Linked DNA regions of Homo sapiens: region 2 is linked to region 1. Evidence: chromatin loops called from intact Hi-C (ENCODE). Cell type or tissue: PC-3. All regions are shown on one strand. Region 1 overlaps GRIK2 (glutamate ionotropic receptor kainate type subunit 2). Region 2 overlaps GRIK2 (glutamate ionotropic receptor kainate type subunit 2).

What was found. Hi-C counts contacts between places; a loop is a spot of excess contacts. Peaks named below come from ENCODE experiments on the same cell type or tissue, not always from the same donor. Only the 100,000 strongest peaks of a DNase experiment are listed, where the experiment ranks them.
Region 2: a loop joins it to region 1, with 3 times the contacts of the local background. A loop is called at or near these places in 2 of 110 quality-filtered maps.

What each region holds. Positions count from the first base shown.
Region 1 is chr6:101,664,080-101,669,079 of GRCh38, reverse strand. All of the region lies in intron 4 of GRIK2 (glutamate ionotropic receptor kainate type subunit 2), which reads right to left. Among named protein-coding and RNA genes, the nearest start is that of GRIK2, 270 kb to the right of the region's middle. In PC-3, no CTCF peak of the experiment used is centred here; a DNase peak (open chromatin) is centred at 2,619; H3K4me3 peaks cover 321 bases; H3K27ac peaks cover 1,038 bases.
Region 2 is chr6:101,721,249-101,726,248 of GRCh38, reverse strand. All of the region lies in intron 7 of GRIK2 (glutamate ionotropic receptor kainate type subunit 2), which reads right to left. Among named protein-coding and RNA genes, the nearest start is that of GRIK2, 330 kb to the right of the region's middle. In PC-3, no CTCF peak of the experiment used is centred here; a DNase peak (open chromatin) is centred at 2,988; H3K27ac peaks cover 1,291 bases.

The DNA.
Region 1 (5,000 bases):
CCTTATATTTTGGTAGATGAGTAACATTCTATTACCTCTAATTCCTTCACTAAGAGTACAGTACTGTTATTTTTTTTTAACCTTTTTCTACTTTTACTTATTTCAGTAGTAGCTGAAATCAAGGTTTGTCTTTATCTTACAGGGACAGAGGGCTGAGCTGCTCTTTTAAGAGACTGTCATCAATTTAGCTTTTAAGGAGAATCCAGGAGGAGACATTTATGCACACTGCAGCTGGCACTCTCTTCTAAAGAGATTAATCACACCACTTCTACGGCAGGCCTCGACTACCCTATCCCCAGGAAGGGAGTCCCAGGTTTCCTCCCATACCCAGGTATCCATTTTGGCAGCTACACAAACTAGTGATTTGCCACCTGGCTTAATCATCAGGCCTATTTATCATTTCAGTCAGTCTTTATGCAAGCTCAGACTCAACCCAAAATGCATTGTATTATAAGCTACACAAAAATGATTCATCTATATTCCATGTTTCATCATCATCTTTTTTTTTTCAGTTGAGAAAAGATAATAATTTATTCAGAAGCCAAAGTATGGCCTTTCAAAGAATTAATTTTATTAGAATGTATGTGGGCTACAGAAATGTTTTAAAGCTAACTAAATAGTGCATATGTACCAGCTATGGATTTTGTAATGTGTGGCAATGCTGTAAAAATAGAGAAGAGAGCTAACTATAATGAGAAAATTTAAAATGGTTTGACACAAGTAGTAGATTGGCACTGAAACAAAATCCAATCTCCAATTTTTTATCAGCCATTCTCTCCTTCTGGAGGTGGGTGGTGATGCGGATTTTTTCTGTACAGAGAACATTGAAAACAGAGATAATTGGGGCTTAGAGAAATAAGAGAGAAGAGAAAAGGAAATGAAAGGAAATCTTCAAAGAGTTTTTCACCTTCTCAGAGGAGGAAAAGAAAGCTATACAAAATAGAATTGGAGGGCTAGTCTCCTTGGGACATACTCAAGTCTGAATGCTAATTTTACAGAGATATTGCCTTCTTTCTTTGAAATTTTCTTTATTTTAAAATTATGATATAACCTAGTAAATTGAAGACCCAGAACATGTTAAAACATTTTAGCTTGATACATTATAAACCAAGTGGCAAATGAGTTTTAACTTGCATGTCAGGGATAATTGATTATTTGTAGCTAAATGAAGCACTGTGCCAAGAATCTTTCTGAGTCCAGTTCTGTGTCTAGGGGCATGTTTCAATACGGGATCTGACCCAGGTGGTGGGATAGGCATGGTGGGATTATATAATGGTTATCCCCATATTAAAATCTCTTGATTATTTTTAATGATATTAAATCATATCCATTATATTGTTTTATTAATGGCAAAGCCCTTCCACGCTTTGTAACAAAAATCATAATAATAATACAGTATAGATGATACATTCTAGGCACTATGTTCTCTTCGAAGCCAGGACACACTTGATAACCTTGAACCATGATACATTCAAATAAATAGAATTCCAGCAGGAATTCAGACCTTTACAATCCCATGAAAACATTTTAAAAGTGTACAAATTTATAGTCAGTTGCAACTAAAATCCTGTATTTTTTTCTCTTCTCAAACACACCCAAATCCTGAAAACACACTTTGACACTTAATACATGTACATGTGTATGTGTGTACACACTTAGAATCATACACATACATACTTCCTTTGCTTCTGTTTTCCTGGAAGTCTAGTTTACCTCTTCCCTAACTTCCTTCCACAGGAGAATTCGGCCATTATGTTTTTGTTTTTTCTACTCCACTCCCATTTGTAAACTTCCATACCAGAAATGCTCACAACCCTGATCTAGCAAAGCAGAAGCCTCTCAGGAAAGCCTAAGTGGGAGAGTCACTAACTAGACACCCTTTTGTAGGTAAGTCATGGAGAGCGGCTGAAACCCACAGGATGATCTTATATGTGGCATAACAATGTCAAATTTTAGAATCATATAAGTGGCATGGCAGCCCGTGGCAGGCAGATTCAGGCTGAATCCCAGGTCATTAACTCTCTCCTGAACAAATATAGACAAAGGTATTTAAATGTTTTAAACTTTAGTTTTCTCCCTTATAAGCATTTGATAATAATAATTATTACCATATAGGAAAAATCAAATGAACAAATCACTTAGCACTGTGCTTGGCACATGTTAACCCTTTTCATTGGTTCTGTTAACTGCTTTTCCTTTGGATCCCAGGATGGTATATATGTGTCTCAACAGGCCCTACTTGATCTCAAAATCTTGCCTGCAGTCCTGTAAGGGGTATCTTTATCAAAATGTTTTCATTAAAACCATCTAAGTGAATTTTACTTTCTGCTAGGACTCTAATACACTGTCTGTACGCTGGCATATCTCTTACCAGTCCACTTTCTCAAACTCTAGACTTTTAAATTCACTTTTCTATTTGGCATCTGTGTAATAAAGAATTAATTTTACCTAAAGAGAGATCCGGCCTTTGCCATTAGCTCCTGGGAGACACTCTCTAAGCCTTTGCCATGTCCTATCTAACAAGAGTGCTTTTGTTTATTTGGGCACCTTGGGCTAACAATGTGATTAGTCAAACAATGTGATTCATGGTAGAGGCTTTGAGCTATGTGGCATCAGCTCAAGTTCTGGAGGGGTTGGAGACTACAGGTCAGCCAAGTGGGTGGCCAGTCATGTCTACATGATTAAACCCTAATAAACACTTAAGACATTCAAGCTCTAGTGAGCTTGCCTAGTTGGCAATACTACATGCACATTGTTACAGGTCATTGCCTGAAGAAGTGAGCACTGTCCACAAATCCACTGGGAAAGAACAACTGAAAAGTCTGGGCACGGACCTCTCCTGGACTCTTCCCTATGCACTCCTTCCGTTGGCCAATTTTAACCTACATTGTTTTGCTGCTATAAATTGTATCCATGAGTATAACAGCTTTCAGTCCACTCTGTGACTCATTCTAGCAAATTATCAAACTTGAGAGTAATCTTTGGGACCCCTGAAATTGCAACTGGTGTCAGAAGTGAAGGTGGCCTTGGAGGCCCTTGAACTTTTCAGCTGGTGTTAAAGTGAGGGTGGCCTTCAGGGTGCCTAAATAATGCTACGTCTCTATTTTGATGATTAATAGATACTACAAACAGTATTCCCAAACTAGTTCTCCATCTCTGTACCCTCCAAAGCTGCTCCTCCCTCAATCATCTCTAAGTAGGATAACAGCAACTCACCTTTCCAGTTACTCAAATAAAAAATAGAGGTGTCACCTTTGATGGCATTCTTTCTGGCACAACCCATATCCAACATTTTAGAAAATCCCATCAGATCTACCTTCAAAAATACCTAGAAAATGACCAACTCTTACCTCTTCTAACATACTGGACTAAACTAACATAGTCTCTCAAATGGATTCTAACAAAAGCCTCCTAACTAGTATTGCTCCTATATATTTGTATATCCAACAGCAATTCATAACCTTTAAGGTTTATTTTTAAAATATAGAGAACTTAGTGACAGAAAGGTGGGAATAAAGAAGGCAGGAACTTGCCAAGGATGTTTTGATGCAGTATTAAACACATGAAATCACCTAGGTGAAACCATATTCAGTGTCTACTAGAATATAAAATTTTAGATTTGACTCAATATACAATGAACTCCAAAGCAGACATACACTATGACAGTGGCTGTGCTTCTCTTGGCCAGGTGGAGGGAGTTACTGTGATTCCAAACAACCAGTCTTTTCATAGAAAATTGTATAGTAAACAGCATGGAGAACAGAATGCAGTCCTACTAGGTGGTGTCTTAGATATAACCAGAAGTTTCAGGTTCTGGATGGGGGAAGCAGTAGGGTTAAGGAAAATGAAGTGGACAGAGAGTGCCAGAACTCCCATCATATGATTGAGGCTGGGCCCAATATGCAAGACTAGCCCTATAACAATGCCAAGGAGCACCTACCTGGTCATAGCCAGGGCTAAACTGAGGTGTTATATGGAGTGTATCTGTGATTCCAGCAGAGAAATGTTAAGGAAGGCAAGGGCTAAGATATTTAGCTGTGTCCCCACGCAAATCTCATCCAGAATTGTAGCTTTCCTGATCTCCACATGCCATGCGAGGGGCCCAGTGGGAGGTAATTGAATCATGGGGGTGGGTTTTTCTATACTGTTCTCATGTTAGTAAGTCTCACAAGAACTGATTTTTTGTTGTTGTTTTTTATAAAAGGGCTGTTCCCTTGAGCATCCTCTCTTGCCTGCCACCATGTAAGATGTGCCTTTGCTCCTCCTTAACCTTCTACCATGATTGTGAGGCCTCCCCAGTCATCTGTGAGTCCATTAAACCTCTTTCTCTTTAGAAATGGCCCAGTCTTGGGTATGTCTTTATTAGCAGTGTGGGAACAGACTAATACAGGCTGCCAGCCTGATTATGACTTATAAAGTCAATATGCTGTTTCTGTTTCTGCTTTCACTGATATGAAAAAAAGCAATTATGCCATTATCAAAAAGTAAGCAGTGCTTTTGGCCATGCCAAGGCTAAAACCTTTTGGCTTCTAACACTTTAGGGTCTAAGCTCAGTATATGCTAATTTCAATTTTCTCTTCAGAATATTTCAGTTTGTGAGAAGCCAGTAAAATTAATGTTGCATTTTAATTCTATCTCTTTGCTTATTGCTATTAAAATTTGCTTGCATCTCAATCGTGAGAGAAATAAGCACATTAGCGACTGATATAAGAGCTGTGCTTGCTGGAGCACCAGTCATGGACAGTGGCTTAGTTCTTTGCTGACCAAAGCCTAGACCCATCCTATTATCTATTTCTTTTTTGTCCTGTTTGTACAGCTGCTGCACATGGGCTTATATTTGGTATAATGAGATGGGGCAGATAAAAAGTTGGACAGTTTAGTGAAAAAGCAGTTGTATTTGTCAGGACTATCTTGGTAATATGTGCAGGCCCAATTCACACTACACTGAGCAAAAAGGTAACTCATTGTCTCCCATAACTGAGAATAAACTCCAGGCATGG
Region 2 (5,000 bases), 57 kb before region 1:
TAAGCAAGCACAACCACTTTTAATGAGGATTATATCTTTTCTCTGGACACTGTTTGCATAAAGCGTTATCCAACATAGGAAGATTATTCTTCAAATCTCCTATAAAGAGAAAATTACAATTACCTAAGACCTATCTTAGCACTGTTATATATATAAGTGCAGTTTTTAATCTTTATGAGGTTTTAAAAGTCCTGAAAAGTCAATGGCTGTATTTAAAATTAATTGTTTGACTTTAAGATTTAGATATTTTTATTAATTAAATTTATAGAAAAAAATTGTTATAAACTAATCTCAATGAAAACTTTATGCAATCATCATGTAATTTACATTATGAAAAGCAAAAGAAAAATTCCCTTCTTTAAGGATGTATGGAATAAATATTCATTTTCCTTGTTGGGTCAAACATTCAGGTGAACACAATATGTCATTTGAAAAACATCAGAGTTAACGACAGTCTTTGGACTGTCAGTGACCAGTACAAAATGATACTCTCTTGAATTCTGTCCAGAAACCTGGAAGCCTACAGATATTGAAGATTAAAATTGTACACTTAATCTTAGCATAGCTAAGGTAAACATGTATTTAAGTCAAAACTAATCAGTGAGCCATTCTTATGGTGATGCTACCTGTAACATAAAAATATTACATCTTTTCTGAGATGATTTACTCAAGAACATAAAAGAAAAATGTCTTCTATACAAAAAACAGTGAAAAATACTAAATCAATGTGTCTATTGTCCCACAGATATACAAGGCAAATACAGATGGTTAAATTATCGTTTCCTGAGAAATTTCCTAAACATTTGAATAATATCTTCTTCTACTATAAGACAATGTGAATTCAGATTCAGTGGAGGTAGTTTAGAGAAGATACTTCAGAAATTACAATAGAGAGGACTCTATAATTAACATTTTTGGAATCCCACAGAACTAAGATCACATAGCCTTCAAAATATATCGCAATCAATTACTAAAATGTTTTCCCAATGGTGTTGCTCTTGGGAAATCCAACTTTTTGGTAAAAGGTACAAGAACTAGGGAAAGAAATCAATAGCTGCAAAAGTTCACTTTGAAGGAACAGATTTGCTGAGTATAAGGGCAGCCACTTAATATATGAATGATTATTACCCGTGTAAAGCCATAAGCCCGGATCACTGTGGCAAAGTAACTAGTAGATTTATTGAATTCACAAAGTAAAAGAAAATAAAACTTTTATGAGAGTTTAATGTTGGAGGCAATGGGAACATAGCAGACACACTAACTTACAGAGAGCAATAAAGTGAAAAAGAGACAGAAAAGGCAGGTTCAGGTCACAGGAGTCCTTCAGTGAGATACCCATGGGGTAAGGAAATGTTAAACAGAGTGGAGAGAAGATGGAAAATGCTCATCATTTCAGCCCTCAAACCTCCTATTTCTCAGAACTCTTAGATTTTTCAGGCATATCACTTATTCTGTCACTGAATTAGGTGTTGTCTTAATCATTTAAAGTATTTATTCTCTCCCCAACCAGATACCAATTTCTAAATATTGGAATTGTGTCTGGACCATCTTTCATTAATGCCTCCTCACCTACCCAAATGCTCTTATGCACAGTTGATGAATCCCATAAATCTATTTTAAATAGTGAATAAAGACTGTACATAGGTGTCTATCAATAGTGGATGGAGTAAACAAAATGTGTTACATGTACACCATGGAATCCTAGATAGCCATGAAAAAGGACAAAATCATGTCCTTTGGAGCAACAGGATGCAGCTAGAGGTCATTATCCTAAGCAAATTTACTCAAAAACAGAAAACCGAGTACCACATGTTCTCACTTATAAGTGGGAGTTAAGCATTGGGTACACGTGGGCATAAAAATGGGCACGATCGATACAGGAAACTACCAGAAGGGGAAGAGAGGGAGGGACACAAGGGCTGAAAAACTACCTATTGGATACTATGTTTACTATCTGGGTGATGGGATAACGTAAACTCCACACCTTAGCATCACACAATATTCCCATATAACAAACCTGTCCATGTACCCCCTGAATCTAAAATAAAAGTTAAATTTTTTTTTTTATAAAGACTATACCTAAGGCAAGGGTGGACATATAACTTATCATTCAAACTGAGGTATTTTGAAAAGTGAAAGAGGGTATTATTAACTACTACCCTATGACAACCAGAAATGTCCAGGGCAAAACAGAACATATGATCTTCAACCTAAGATAAATATGGCTAGTCTACAACTTTCTTGAGAGAAGAGAAATTTCATAGAGTACATAAAATATACCACTGGTTATACAAATATATCTGTAACACTACACAATCTAAAATAAGAAAAAGATAACAAGAAGAGGTAAAGCAGAAAGGGTTTATCCCAACATATGTTAACATTATCTTTGAGAATTTCCTCCATAAGACATGACAATCAGTTAGAAAGAGAGAAATCTAAATTCTCCACTAGCTGTCTTATGTTGCCCAACAGTGAAGTCATATTTTGAATGTGTATCTATTTAGTCTTTATTATATAGATGCTATTAGCCTTCAAACATGTTTTATTAGACTTCACTTACTATTTATTCATTAACCAGTTTAGTTGTTAGATTCTTCAGCTGTGAAAAGAAGGGATTAACTAACTGATCAATAAGGTTCCTTCCAATCCTAAAATTATAGTCCTATAATTATAGGTATTGCAGTGTAGTGCAAAATGTATCTTACAGCCATGGAGGAAGGCAGCTGAAAGGTATTTCTCAGATAAACATATGTTCCAGTTTCTAGTAATTGGCTGACTCAAAAAATGTTGCAAGGTATTTTGCAATCTACTATTATTTTTGAGATTTCTAATTTTCTTTTATTTTTAAATCTTAGATGCTACAGTGGAAAACTTGTCATTTTGCCACTATGACTCATAGTTGTACAATGTCTATAATGGAATGGATAAACACTGTCTTTTAGTTGTCCATATATGAACATTTTACTTTTGCAGTTTATATAGATTTATTTTTTGTGAAACACTATGCCTGGAGAAAAAAAAGATAAATCTTTGACATGAGTCACTTTTTATCAACCCTGGCCATGGAGAAATTACTTGTTATCCTTTGCATTTGAAGACGACAATACTGACTCACTCAAAGTAGTGCATATGCTTTGAATTCTTTTTTCTAAAAGTGAGCATGGACTCTAACTACTCATTCTTTCTGTCTCACCTACTCCAGGCATGACTAAGCACAACTTTCTATAAGATGTCTGGTATCAGAATGCAATTTCTAAATATGATGTTTTTAAAATGGGCAGATGTATCCCTGATAAGAAGGATTGGACCCTTAAAAGGACTGGCAGTAAAAATGACAGCATCCTCTCCCAGATTATTCCATGCTGATCACATCTTAAATCCTTTGCTTTTGCATCTTATTTGTTTCTTCTGTCAGCTTTGGCCCCAGACTTCCTTGGATTCTGACTCTGGTTCCACCATCTTACATATTTCCTTAGACTAGGAATTAGACATTTATCTCCTCCCCACCATCTCATAATATTTTATTCCTTTGGTCCTCATCTTGCCTAACAAAAACACATTTCAAAACTGGGTTTCACAGTTGGCATCCATCCCTCTTTGTATACAGTCCAGATACACTGTCTGGTTGAGAAGAAGGTGAAGCCTTATAAAATGGAACTAAAATGTAGTTTGAATCACTAATCTTGTGCTCATTAACACCATATATAAATTCCTGAGCTATGAGTTGTTATCAGATCTATTTACCGTATTTATACAAACAACCTCAATAGTAGTAAAAATTGTGAAAGACGTAAGTATAAACACAATTAGATCATGTAGATTCAAATGCACAGGTATTACTTGGATCTGAAAGTCAAAGGAAGATAAAGCCATCATAATTAGTACAATTCAATATAGCACTATAAGGTCAAATTACAGAAATTTTTTTGTTGTTGTTTGTTTGTTTTTAATGGACTACCTAATAGAAAGATTTAGTAGATATCAGTTCTAGCCTACTCCTGGTATAAGTAACCAATAAAATCTTTAGGTAATTACTAATCTCTTCATACCATAATTTTTCTCTCTTGAAAAGAAGAATATTGCTAATCACTATAAATCTTTCAGAAATGTTCAGGATGTAGTTGTGAATAATAACAATTATAAAACCACCATATGTAGTTCTCACTACTAGTATATTTAATGAAGTAGAAACATCACTTCATTACTCCTTCCCCCTTTAATGAGGTTATTAAAGCACAAATGGATTAAAGTATTTTTAGAGTTGACATAGATTTAACTTTCTTACAAAAATAAATCGGAAAAAAAGGCCTAAGTGAAAATATTGAGTTCCTTGAAAAGCATGAAACATATTGAAATTAAGAAGTAATTTCTTTTTTTTGTGAGAAGTAATTTCTTAAAGGCAAGTAAAATAAATGATATATACATGTAGTGAATTAAATAATATATGTGTTCCATGTAAGTATGTCAGAATTCCATAGGGTTAAGAAAAGTCAAAGGCATGAAATGCAAACAACAGAAAGACCAGAGAAAGTGGTATAGTTTTAAAAGAGGTAATAAAGAAAAATGAAATGTAGAACAACTTATTAAAGAAGAGAATATGCAGTAAAAATAAAAACATATTTATTATTTATTTATGTATTTTTCAGACAAGATCTTACTCTGTTGCCCAGGCTGCAGGGTGCACTTGGAGTGCACTGCAGGGTATTATGTATCCCTGGAGTGCAGGGGTACAATCATGGCTCATTGTAGCCTCTACCTCCCTGGGCTCAGGTGATCCTCCCATCTCAGCCTCCCAAGTAGCTGGGACTACAGGAACACACCACCACTCCCAGCTAATTTTTATTTTTATTTTTGTAGAGAACAGAGTCTCTCTATGTTGCCCAGTCTGGTTTCGAACTCCTGGGTTCAAGTGATCTGCCCATCTCGGCCTCCCAAAATGTTGGGATTGCAGGCTGAGTCACCCTACCTTGCTGAATACATTTTTATAGTTTACTTGC